Regions from separate parts of the Homo sapiens genome. Here region 1 is linked to region 2. A link is a loop called in an ENCODE intact Hi-C map of the cell type or tissue named here. Cell type or tissue: heart left ventricle. All regions are shown on one strand. Each heading gives the region's core, and the rest is flanking DNA. Links, peaks and the distances in the headings are about the cores only. Region 1 overlaps PDPN (podoplanin). Region 2 holds the start of LOC102724856 (a long non-coding RNA gene).

The links. Peaks named below come from ENCODE experiments on the same cell type or tissue, not always from the same donor. Only the 100,000 strongest peaks of a DNase experiment are listed, where the experiment ranks them.
Region 1: a loop joins it to region 2, with 2.0 times the contacts of the local background. A loop is called at or near these places in 1 of 110 quality-filtered maps.

What each region holds. Positions count from the first base shown.
Region 1 is chr1:13,601,986-13,607,361 of GRCh38, reverse strand. PDPN (podoplanin) reads right to left here. Exons shown (of 6, transcript NM_006474.5): 2 at 56-189. Among named protein-coding and RNA genes, the nearest start is that of PDPN, 21 kb to the right of the region's middle. In heart left ventricle, for the core only: no CTCF peak of the experiment used is centred there; no DNase peak of the experiment used is centred there.
Region 2 is chr1:13,485,741-13,491,116 of GRCh38, reverse strand. The region is part of intron 1 of LRRC38 (leucine rich repeat containing 38); the gene reads left to right. It overlaps LOC102724856 (a long non-coding RNA gene), which reads right to left and starts at 3,546. Exons shown (of 3, transcript XR_426659.4): 1 at 3,245-3,546; 2 at 2,276-2,378. In heart left ventricle, for the core only: no CTCF peak of the experiment used is centred there; a DNase peak (open chromatin) is centred at 3,356; H3K27ac peaks cover 210 bases.

The DNA.
Region 1 (5,376 bases), core at 318-5,317, 120 kb before region 2:
CTTGCATGTGATCACATGCCTACGGAAAAAATTCCTCTCTTCCCAGGACACTGACCAGAGTTGTCAAGCCAGACTTATAGCGGTCTTCGCTGGTTCCTGGAGTCACCACATCATCTTCGGCACCTGGCATGGCAACGCCGCCTTCCAAACCTGTAGTCTCAGTGTCATCTTCTGGCTGGCCTGTGCTGGCTGAAGAAGAAAGATTGAGTCAGAGCTTAAGGTGGAAATTGCATAAGCAGACCCAACTTGTCGGCTACATTCGGATTATTTTCTTTTCCATTTCTTTTGGAAATTTTTGTTTTATTTTTGGTCCTTTTTGTGGCTTACTGTGGTGCCAGAAACCAAACCATTCTCCTTGCAGCACTTCTGACACATCAACACCCTGGTTATCTCCGTTGCAAAGCAAAGGAAAATGAAAACATTAAAAGGTAGAGCAGCCAGCCCCTCCCTGGGGCCCCATCGAGGTGGCCTGGACAGGGGACGTACATCTTTCCTTTTCAATAAGGAACCAGATTCTTCCTGGTGTCATTTCATATGATGAATTAATATATTCATCTGGACCTAAAAACTCTAAATTAGAGTCAACAGGAAAGATTTCTAAACACACCCCTTTGCAGACCCGATGCAAAAGCGGGGTCTCCATCTTTTTATTTTTTTATTTTTTTCTCTACCTTTTCAAATTAATTTTTCTTAAGAGACAGGCTCTCCCTCTGTTGCTGAGGCTAGAGTACAGAGGCACAATCATAGCTCACTATAACCTCAAACTCCTGGGCTCAAGCGATCCTCCCGTCTCAGTCTCCAAAGTAGCGGGGACTACAAGTGCTCACCACCACACCCAACTTCCATCTTTTTAAAAGCAAACTCTCTCTCCATTTAATTTTAAGACTGCTGTTCACTTGGACAATTAGAACCACAGGCTCTGACCACAGACCTCGTAGATTACATGGAGTTTTACCTCTTACTTTACAGTTGAGATTACTGTCTACAGGGGAGGGTCAGTAATATGCTTAGGGATGCCAAGACACCAACAGAACACTTAGTACACCAAGAGCCAAACTAGCTGGGTGCAGTGGTTCACGCCTGTAATCCCAACACTTTGAGAGGCCAAGGTGGGTGGATCATTTGAGGTCAGGAATTTGAGGTCAGGAATTTGAGACCAGCCTGGCCAACACGGTGAAACTCTGTCTCTACTAAAAATACAAAAATTAGCCTGGTGTGGTGGTGGGCACCTATAATCCTAGCTACTCAGGAGGCTGAGGCAGGAAAATTGCTTGAATCCAGGAAGCAGGGGTTACAGTAAGCTGAGATCGCATCACTGCACTCCAGCCGAAACCCAATCTCCAAAAAAAAAAGAGCCAAACTAATGAACTGCCCTTGGCCCTGGCTTTTCCGCATTAACATTTGGACAAATGATGTGTCATGCCAATGAGAAAGGTTTCTGGGCCAGGTGTGGTGGCTCACGCCTGTAACCCCAGCACTTTAGGAGGCCAAGGCGGGCGGATCAGAAGGTCAAGAGATCGAGACCATCCTGGCCAACGTGGTGAAATCCCATCTCTACTAAAAATACAAAAATTAGCTGGGCATGGGGTTGCATGCCTGTAGTCCCAGCTACTTGGGAGGCTGAGGCAGGAGAATCGCTTGAACATGGGAGGTGGGGGTTGCAGTGAGCCAAGATCACACCACTGCACTCCAACCTGGTGACAGAGCAGGACTCCGTCTCAAAGAAAAAAAAAGGTTTCTGCTGGAGCAGGGAATTGGAGTGGACTACCAGGCTGAATTCTACAATGAGAGATAGAGCAGATAACAGCAGTATCCTCTTCTTCAACTTCTGTTGCAGTGACCCAAACTAGTCATGACCATGCTCAATTATCATCTCCAAAAATCACCAAACAACCCTCTTTGTGCATTAAAAATGTGACTCACTGGCCATGGGCTTCTTCCCTAAACTCCAGTGGTTCTGGAAATTCCATGACTAAATACAGTTGCAAAATAAACAAGCATACACATCCCAGGAGCGAGGGGGAGGGAGGTGCTTGGAAATTTCTTTGTGTAATGAAAGAGCAGATGTTTGTTTGTCTCTAGGCAGCACTTACATTAGCAATCCATTCCTTGCCTTAAGATACCTTATTCTCCCCACTGCTTAGACAGCACTTATATCAGCAATCCATTCCTTGCCTTAAGATACCTTATTCTCCCCACTGCTTAGACAGCCCAGCCAGAGGCACAGCTAATAAATATTTGATTATAGCTTCTTTGATGCCTAGAGGAAGCCTCTGAAGTTAGTTCACTTGTTCTATGAGCCTGCTCTTTTATTCTAGAGTCCTAATCCAGTAGAGATGGCTTTGGATGAGCTACCTACACATTTTTTTAATCTGGGGGTGTACAGCGAGGGGTTTACCAGTTAGCAATAACCGAATATTTCCATGCATGCAAATGGTTTGCCTCTCCATGTGGCCTTTTGCTGGAGTAGGGGTAGAGGTGAGGGTTGGTGATTGGCTCCTACAAAAATGTATGACTTGTGGTGTAGGCAAACGCTTACTGTGTATTTATTGAGCTCAATGGGAAATATCCCTTTGCCAGACAAGTAGTCCTTATTAAAAAACTTACTAAGCTTCCCATTTTATTTCTTCCTCACCTGGTTTGAACTTAGTTAACAAATCATCAATTTTAAAAACGTTTTCTGGAGCGGTTTAGTACAATCACTTACTTATTTGGTGTATCTAACTTAAAACAATCCTTGCTTTAAAAAAAAAAAATCAAGTGCTCAATGAAATTAGATTGAATTCTTTCATAGAAAGCTCAGTTCATTGAAAGCGTAACTTTATAAAAATTCCTTCTTGTTCTTTTCTACCCTTGGCCCACAGAGCCAAGTACTAAAATCGCTCTGAATGGACAAAAGGCGTTTTATGAATGATAGTCAGGATTAAGATGCATGTCTTTTGTCTCACCGCCCTAGCATTCTTTTTGCTCCATGGGAAAGCTGAACTTTAACAAGAGATCCCCAATTGTCCCTCTTAGTATCTTGGCTGAAGGATTCCCTGGGTGAAGAGTTCCTACTAGGCCAGCTGCCGAGTTTCCAGCCAGCATCTCATGTCTTTTCCCCTTCCTCCTGAAATTCAAATCATGGATGCCTTCACTTTCCAATCCTCTTTTCCCCAAGACATATGTATGCACAGGCATACATATGCACGCACACACGCATACACACACACATACAGGGATGCACATATGTGCAGACACACAATTGTTTCTACAAGTGTAGAGTGACGAATTTGCCATCATAAACCAATACCCACAACCTAGCTTGCAGGTTCAGTTCTGGAGTGGTGTACCAGCGTGCTCACATAAACACCCTTTCCTGCCACACCCAGCCTCAGCCAAACACGGCTCAGTGGAAGTTTCCAAATGCGGCAGCAAACGATCCACTTACTTTGAAATTTGTTGTTGTTGTGATTATTTTAAAAAAGCTAGGCAGGGCTGGGCGCGGTGGCTCACACCTATAATCCCAGCACTTTGGGAGGTGGAGGTGGGTGGATCACGAGGTCAGGAGTTCAAGACCAGCCTGGCCAAGATGGTGAAACCCCGTCTCTACTAAAAATACAAAAATTAGCCTGGCACAGTGGCAGGTGCCTGTAACCCCAACTACTCGGGAGGCTGAGGCAGGAGAATCACTTGAACTCGGGGGGCGGAGGTTGCAGGGAGCTGAGATCATGCCACTGCACTCCAGCCTGAGTGGCAAAGTGAGACTCTGTCTTAAAAAAAAAAAAAAAGCTAGGCTGAAGTTTCTATTTCCTAGGAGAAGATGATTTGATAAATCAACTGTCACTTGGGGTTCTTAATTTTTGAGAACAAATAAACGTAAGCAATGCTTATTTATATGAAATCACTAACTATGAATAACTTTTATCTTTGCATTCATGTCTAATAACTCGCTAGATTGCACACATTACAGGATGGCATTTCTTTTGTCTTTTCTTTGAGATGGAGTTTCACTCTTGTCACCCAGGCTGGAGTGCAATGGTACAATTTCGGCTCACTACAACCTCCGCCTCCTGGGTTCAAGCGATTCTCCTGTCTCAGCCTCCCAAGTAGCTGGGATTACAGGTGTGCACCACCACGCCCAGCTAATTTTTATATTTTTAGTAGAGATGGCATTTCACCATGTTGGCCAGGCTAGTCTCGAACTCCTGACCTCAGGTGATCCGCCTGCCTTGGCCTCCCAAAGTGGGCATTTCTTTTTTAAACAGAATTTCTTTCTTTCTATCTCTCTCTGTTTTTTTCTCTCTCTCTCCTTTGTATTTATAGAGATGACATCTCATTTTATTTTTATATATATATATATATTTGTAGAGACAAGGTCTCACTACATTGCCCAGGCTGCTCTTAAACTCCTGGGTTCAAGCAGTCCTCCCACCTCAGCCTTGCAAAGTGCTGGGATCACAGGCATGAGCCACTGTGCCCAGCCTGCCATTTCTTTAAAAATACTTTAGAGTTGGCCAGGCACGGTGGCTCACGCCTGTAATCCCAGCACTTTCGGAGGCTGAGACGGGTGGATCACCTGAGTCAGGAGTTCAAGATCAGCCTGGCCAACATGGTGAGACCCCGTCTCTACTGAAAATACAAAAAAAAAAATTAGCCAGGCATGGTGGTGCACACCTGTAATCCCAGCTACTGGGGAGGCTGAGGCGGGAGAATCACTTGAACCCAGGAGGCAGAGATTGCAGTGAGCCGAGACTGAACCATTGCACTCCAGCCTGGGAGACAAAAAAAAGAAGTACTTTTGAGTTTAGATGTAACATTCAATCAGGCTGTTATTGTAATAGTCCAAATTCTTAATAAAAATCTTTTAAATAAGTGATTTCAGTCTTCTGGTTTTATTTACACTTCTTTGATTTGTGGAGCGAGTTGTTTCATCCATTTGTCTTCTTTTGTGACCGTTTTTGTAATGGTCACATGGCATTCCCTCTTATAAGCACTGTTCATACCTTAAGAATGTATTCTTTGGCCTAAATGCTGCTGGCATTTTTTTTTTTTGAGACGGAGTCTTGCTCTGTCGCCCAGGCTGGAGTACAGTGGCACGATCTCGGCTCACGGCAAGCTCTGCCTCCTGGGCTCACGCCATTCTCCTGCCTCAGCCTCCCAAGTAGCTGGGACTACAGGTGCCCACCACCACACCCGGCTAATTTTTTTGTATTTTTTAGTAGAGACAGGGTTTCACCATGTTAGCCAGGATGGTCTCAATCTCCTGACCTTGTGATCCACCCGCCTCGGCCTCCCGAAGTGCTGAGCCACCCAAAGTGCTGAGCCACCCAAAGGCATGAGCCACCCAAAGGCATGAGCCACCCAAAGGCATGAGCCACCCAAAGGCATGAGCCA
Region 2 (5,376 bases), core at 328-5,327:
CCGATGGGCAAGATTACCCCCAGCGGAGAACCATTGCCCTGAAGGGTTGTTGGGCAAGAGGGTTACGTTAAATGGTAACCGGGAAGTACTCATCGTAGTTCCTGATAAATAGCAGGAGTTTCTAGAAATATTACTTCCCAATAGGATGCCTGCTTGACAGTGTCATGGGAGGGGACACACACACCCCTGCGTATCCTGAGACACACAGCACATCTCTTTTTCTAGCGTGCCGGCGAGCCCACCATTACAGATGAACTTGGGACAGTGGGTGCTTTAGAATGGCAGGCCTGGGAGGGAGCCACAGTGGGTGCCTGACCATCCAGAGGCCGTGTGGAGCTCTGAGCACCATGACAGGCTATGGGAGGTACCAGACTCATGGACCATTCCTAGATTTCCTCACACTGCCTAACCAGAAGGTTCTCTCTAACCAAATCACCCATAGTCACCAGACACAGGTTAGTATCCCTAGTACTCAGCCTGGGGCTCAACTCATAGGAAGTGTTTATTTTGGATGATGGAGCGGGTGGGGGTGGAGGTGGACATGGGGAGGTGGTGGGAGCAGCAGTGGCAGTGATGGTTGAGATGACAGGGGTGATGGTGACATCAGTGGGGATAGTGGAAACTCATGCTTTTTTCCCAAGAGTATAATTTTCTATAAGGCTGGGCGCAGTGGCTCACGCCTGTAATCCCAGCACTTTGGGAGGCTGAGGCAGGCGGATCACTTGAGGTCAGGAGTTCAAGACCAGCCTGGCTAACATGGTGAAACCCCATCTCTACTAAAAATACAAAAATTAGCCAGGCATGGTGGCAACTGCCTGTAATTCCAGCTACTCGGGAGGCTGAGGCAGGAGAATCGCTTGAACCCGAGAGGCGGAGGTTACAGTGAGCCAGCCGGTCACGCCACTGTACTCCAGCCTGGGCGACAGAGTGAGACTCTGTCTAAAAACAAAAAACAAAAAACAAAAAAAACACTATGATCATTCTCTGCTCCTTTCTTACCAGGGGAAGGACAGATTACAAAAATCACATGAACAGTCAGTCGGTTTTCCTCGCTTATGTGTGCGACTTATGTCAGTGTTTTAAGATGAGGGGTGGGACTCAGGCTAGCATGTGGGATTCAGACACAGGTCACACCCCTGGTGCAGGGTCCCTTTTACTGCACTGCCCCTTCTACAGGACACACTCTGTGGAGCCAGGACAAGCCAGGGTGAGCCCTTGACCCGAAGCTGCAGATGTAGCTTCCTCTTAGCAAAATCAGCTTATTACTCAATCAGACGAAGTGTCTGCGGTGGAGACGAGACGGGAGTTTAATTGGGAATTTTCCCTGTATGCAACTGTCGATATTTAATGAAAGTGGTGGTGGAGAACACAGGTCAGCACTATCAGAAATTAAAGCTGGTGTTCCTGGCACCCCTGTCCCCAGGAGAGAAGCAAGCCCTGCAGTCCCTTCTCGGCTGCCTCCTTACGAAGAACATTTCTCTGCGGCTTGAAGCGGCTGCAGCAGCGACTGTAGCACGTGCAGCTTCCCCAGATGCTCAGGGTGAATTAAGGACCTGGTGCCTGGGAAGAGCACTACACAGGGAGTCAGGAGACCTGGGTTCCAGTCCAGACTCCAAGTGGCCTTAGACAAATTGCCCAAGTTCTCTGGGCCTCTCATCTGTAAAATAAAGGAGAGGGGTGGGGAGGGAGGGGAAATGAGAGATATCAAAGGTGACTTCAGATCTTCTATGATGCTGTGAAACCAAGGCTGGCTGTGGGCGTGAAAGGCCAAAAAGCTACTGTTATTTCTTGGGCCTTTGGGTTTGGAGTTCCTGGAGGCTGGCAAGGAGGGCAGGGGAAGCTGTTCTACCAGCATAGGCTGGGCTCTCTTAGCCAGGGAGGGGAAGGCAGAAGAGAGTGATGGGGAGTAGTAAGCTCTTGCCAGGAGCAGAGGGACCAATGCCCAGTGGTCCCTGGAGAACCTTCCATGTTTGTCCTTCCTCTAGGCCATGGGAGGAAGAATCTGCCTTCTCTGGAAGTTGTAGCTGCAGTAATGGCTGCAGGGTATTTTACTGTGTAGATGAGCCACGATTTACTTACTCAGCCCCACTCAGCCCGGGAGGTTTCCAGTTTTCTCTCCTAGAAGCAATGCTGCTGTGAACAGCCTTGCCCACATTCTTCATGATTTCCCTAAGACATATTCCCACAAGTTGAAGGTTGTGGAAATGGATGAGGTTGGGTGGGCTGGATCGACCATACTTCTCTCCAATCCCCCCTTCGCACGACGGCCTCTCACCTTGGGAAGACTTGCAAAGCTCATGTCATAGCTCCTGGGCAGGCAGTTCACAGAAGGACACATCCAAATTTCCAGTGAGCACGTAATACAATGTTCAGCTCTCCTAATAATCAGATAAATGCAAACTAAATCAACAATATACCCTTTCATGGCTTATCAGATTGATAAAGATGAAAGAGTGACAAAATCCAGTGTTGGCGCAAGTTCAAGGACTCACCCACAACCTTCAACTTGTGGGAATGTATCTTAGGGAAATAATTAAGAATGTGTTCAGCCAGTCACGGTGGCTCAGGCCTGAAATCCCAGCACTTTCGGAGGCCGAGGTGGGTGGATCATGAGGTCAGGAGTTCAAGACCAGCCTGGCCAACATGGTGAAACCCCATCTCTACTAAAAATACAAAAATTAGCCAGGCATGGTGGCAAGTGCCTGTAATTCCAGCTGCTCAGGAGGCTGAGGCGGGAGAATTGCTTGAACCCAGGAGGCGGAGGTTGCAGTGAGCCGAGATCCCACCACCACTATACTCCAGCCTGGGCGACAGAGCAGGACTCTGTCTCAGACAAAAAAAAAAAAAAAAGTGTGCAAGGCTGTTCATAGCAGCATTAGTTCTAAGAGAGAAAACTGGAAAGATCCTGGGGTTGGGTAAGTAAATCATGGCTCATCTACACAATAAAATGCCTTGCAGCCATTGAAAATGATATATTTGTTGAATGGAAAGATGTTCCCAGTATGGTTATCCGACAGAGTGGTGGAGTGCATTTCTGCTTGGTAGATTTATGTACACACACACACACACACACACACACACACAAACACACACAATCTAGAAAAGGTATAAGCCAAGTGTTAACTTTTTTTTTAATTCTCCCTTGTTTTTGATTATTTTTATTGTCTCAGTATATATGTGAGCTTTGCCTAATATGTGGAGATAAGAAAACAAAAAAATATTTTTAATGACAAAAAGCGCTTACCAGAGCCTGTTGTTAATCTGAGTTACGCAGTTCCCAGGAGGCCAGATCAGGGGAAAGGGCCTGAGAGATCCTCTGGCTGCAGGCCTGTTTGTTGGCAAGGGGCCGGTCCGGTGCAAGAGATTAATCTCAATCTAACATCCGCTGTGTCACTGTCTATTTCTGGAGAATGGCAGCTCTTCACCCTCTCCAGCTCAGGTGTCAGCTGCTGGGGAGAAGTCATCACTCAAGGGGAGGGAGCCCAGACAGGTGGTGACGGGCAGGCCACGGAGCCGCCCTGCACAAGGGAGATGCCTGTCTCTTCTGAATGTGCCCTGGAAGAGAAGGAAGTCGTGGTTATAAGGGGAGGGCGCTGTGGGCCCTGTTCTGCCTAGGCCAGAATGAGACGGAGCCCACTTTGGTTTCAGTGGGTTGGAGGTAGACCCATCGCAAGACGAAAGGTGGGAAGTTGACTTCCCACCAGTTGAGCCTGCCTATTGTGGGGAGGTGAGCTGCATCACTCCCGCTGCCTCCCAAAGCCCTCATGCCACCAAGCACATGGTTTTATAGAACAACAGGACCCAGTTAAATGATTTGTGGCTGTGGGACAAAGGCTGACAGTTAGGACAGGAGCCCAATTCGTTCTTGAATTCCGTTGTCCTAGAATCCATCGGTTGGGTATCTTGAGCGTAAACAACAGAAGCCAACTCTGACTAATGTAGGCAGGGAAGGAATTTGTTGCAGGGATGTCAGATAGTTCACAGAATTGAAGAGAAGCCTGGAGAAGCAGGCTCAGAAGAGAATGGGGCAGGTCTGCAGGTGGAGAACGCAGAACCAATGGACAGTTTCTGCAGGGTGGGGCTGCTGGCTGGACTGAACGGGTTCCAGCCATCTATTTAGTCAATCCACCCAAGATTCAGTGTCCTGGGAGAGACAGACTGTGGCTCAGTGTGGGTTGGGTACCGACCTCTATGTCAGGAGAGGGCCACACATTTTAAGAAAGTTAGGGTAGGTGCAGTGGCACACGCCTGTAATCCCAGCACTTTAGGAAGTTGAGGCAGGTGGATCGCTTGAGTCTGGGAGTTCGAGACCAGCCTGGGCAACATGGCGAAATCTCGTCTCTACTAAAAATACAAAAATTAGCTGGGCGTGGTGGTGTGTGCCTGTAACCCCAGTTACTTGAGAGGCTGAGGTGGGAAGATCGGTTGAACCCAGGAGGTGGAGGCTTCAGTGAGCCAAGACCGTGCCACTGCACTCCAGCCTGGGTGATAGAGTGAGACCTTGTCTCAAAAAAAAAAAAAAAAAAAAGGTACACCAAGACATATTTAATGGGTGAGAGATGATTGCTCCAAAAGGAAGCTGGGGAGTTGCCTCAGGAGAGATGAAGGGGGAGAAGCCAGAGGGCAACAGGTGGGTATGAAATATGTGATTCCTATAGTGGGTTGAATTGTATCCCCCGAAAAGGCGTGTCCAGGTCCTAAGCCTTGGCACCTATGAATGTGACCTTATTTGGAAAAAGGGTCTTTGCAAATGTAATTAAATGAAGGATCTGGAGATGAGATCATCCTGGACTGAGGGTAGGACTGTCCTAAATCCAATGGCAGATGTCCTTGTAAGGGAAGGGCAGAGGGAGACTTGCAAGACGGAGACACAGAGCAGAGGCCGTATGGAGACAGAGGGAGAGGCTGGAGGGAGGCGGCCATAAGCCAAAGGATGTGAAGAACTACCAGAAGAGTTCGAGACCAGCCTGGCCAATATGGCGAAACCCCATCTCTACTAAAATTACAAAAATTAGCCGGGCGTGGTGGTGGGCGCCTGTAATCCCAGCTATTCGGGAGGCTGAGACAGGAGAATCGCTTGAACCCGGGAGGCAGAGGTTGCAGTGAGCCGAGATTACACCACTGCACTCCAGCCTGGGTGAGGGTGACAGAGCGAGACTCCGTCTCAAAAAAAGAAAGAACCACCAGAAGCTGGAGGAGTCCAGGAGGGATTCTCCCCAGAACCTTTGGAGGGAGCCCAGCCTGGCTGACACCTTAATTTCAGAATTCTGGCCTCCCAAACTATGAGAGGATAAATTTGTTTTAAGCCCCTCGGTTTGTGGTAATTTGTAACAGCAGCCCAAAAAACAAACACAGCATGCAACCCCCTTGAATGAC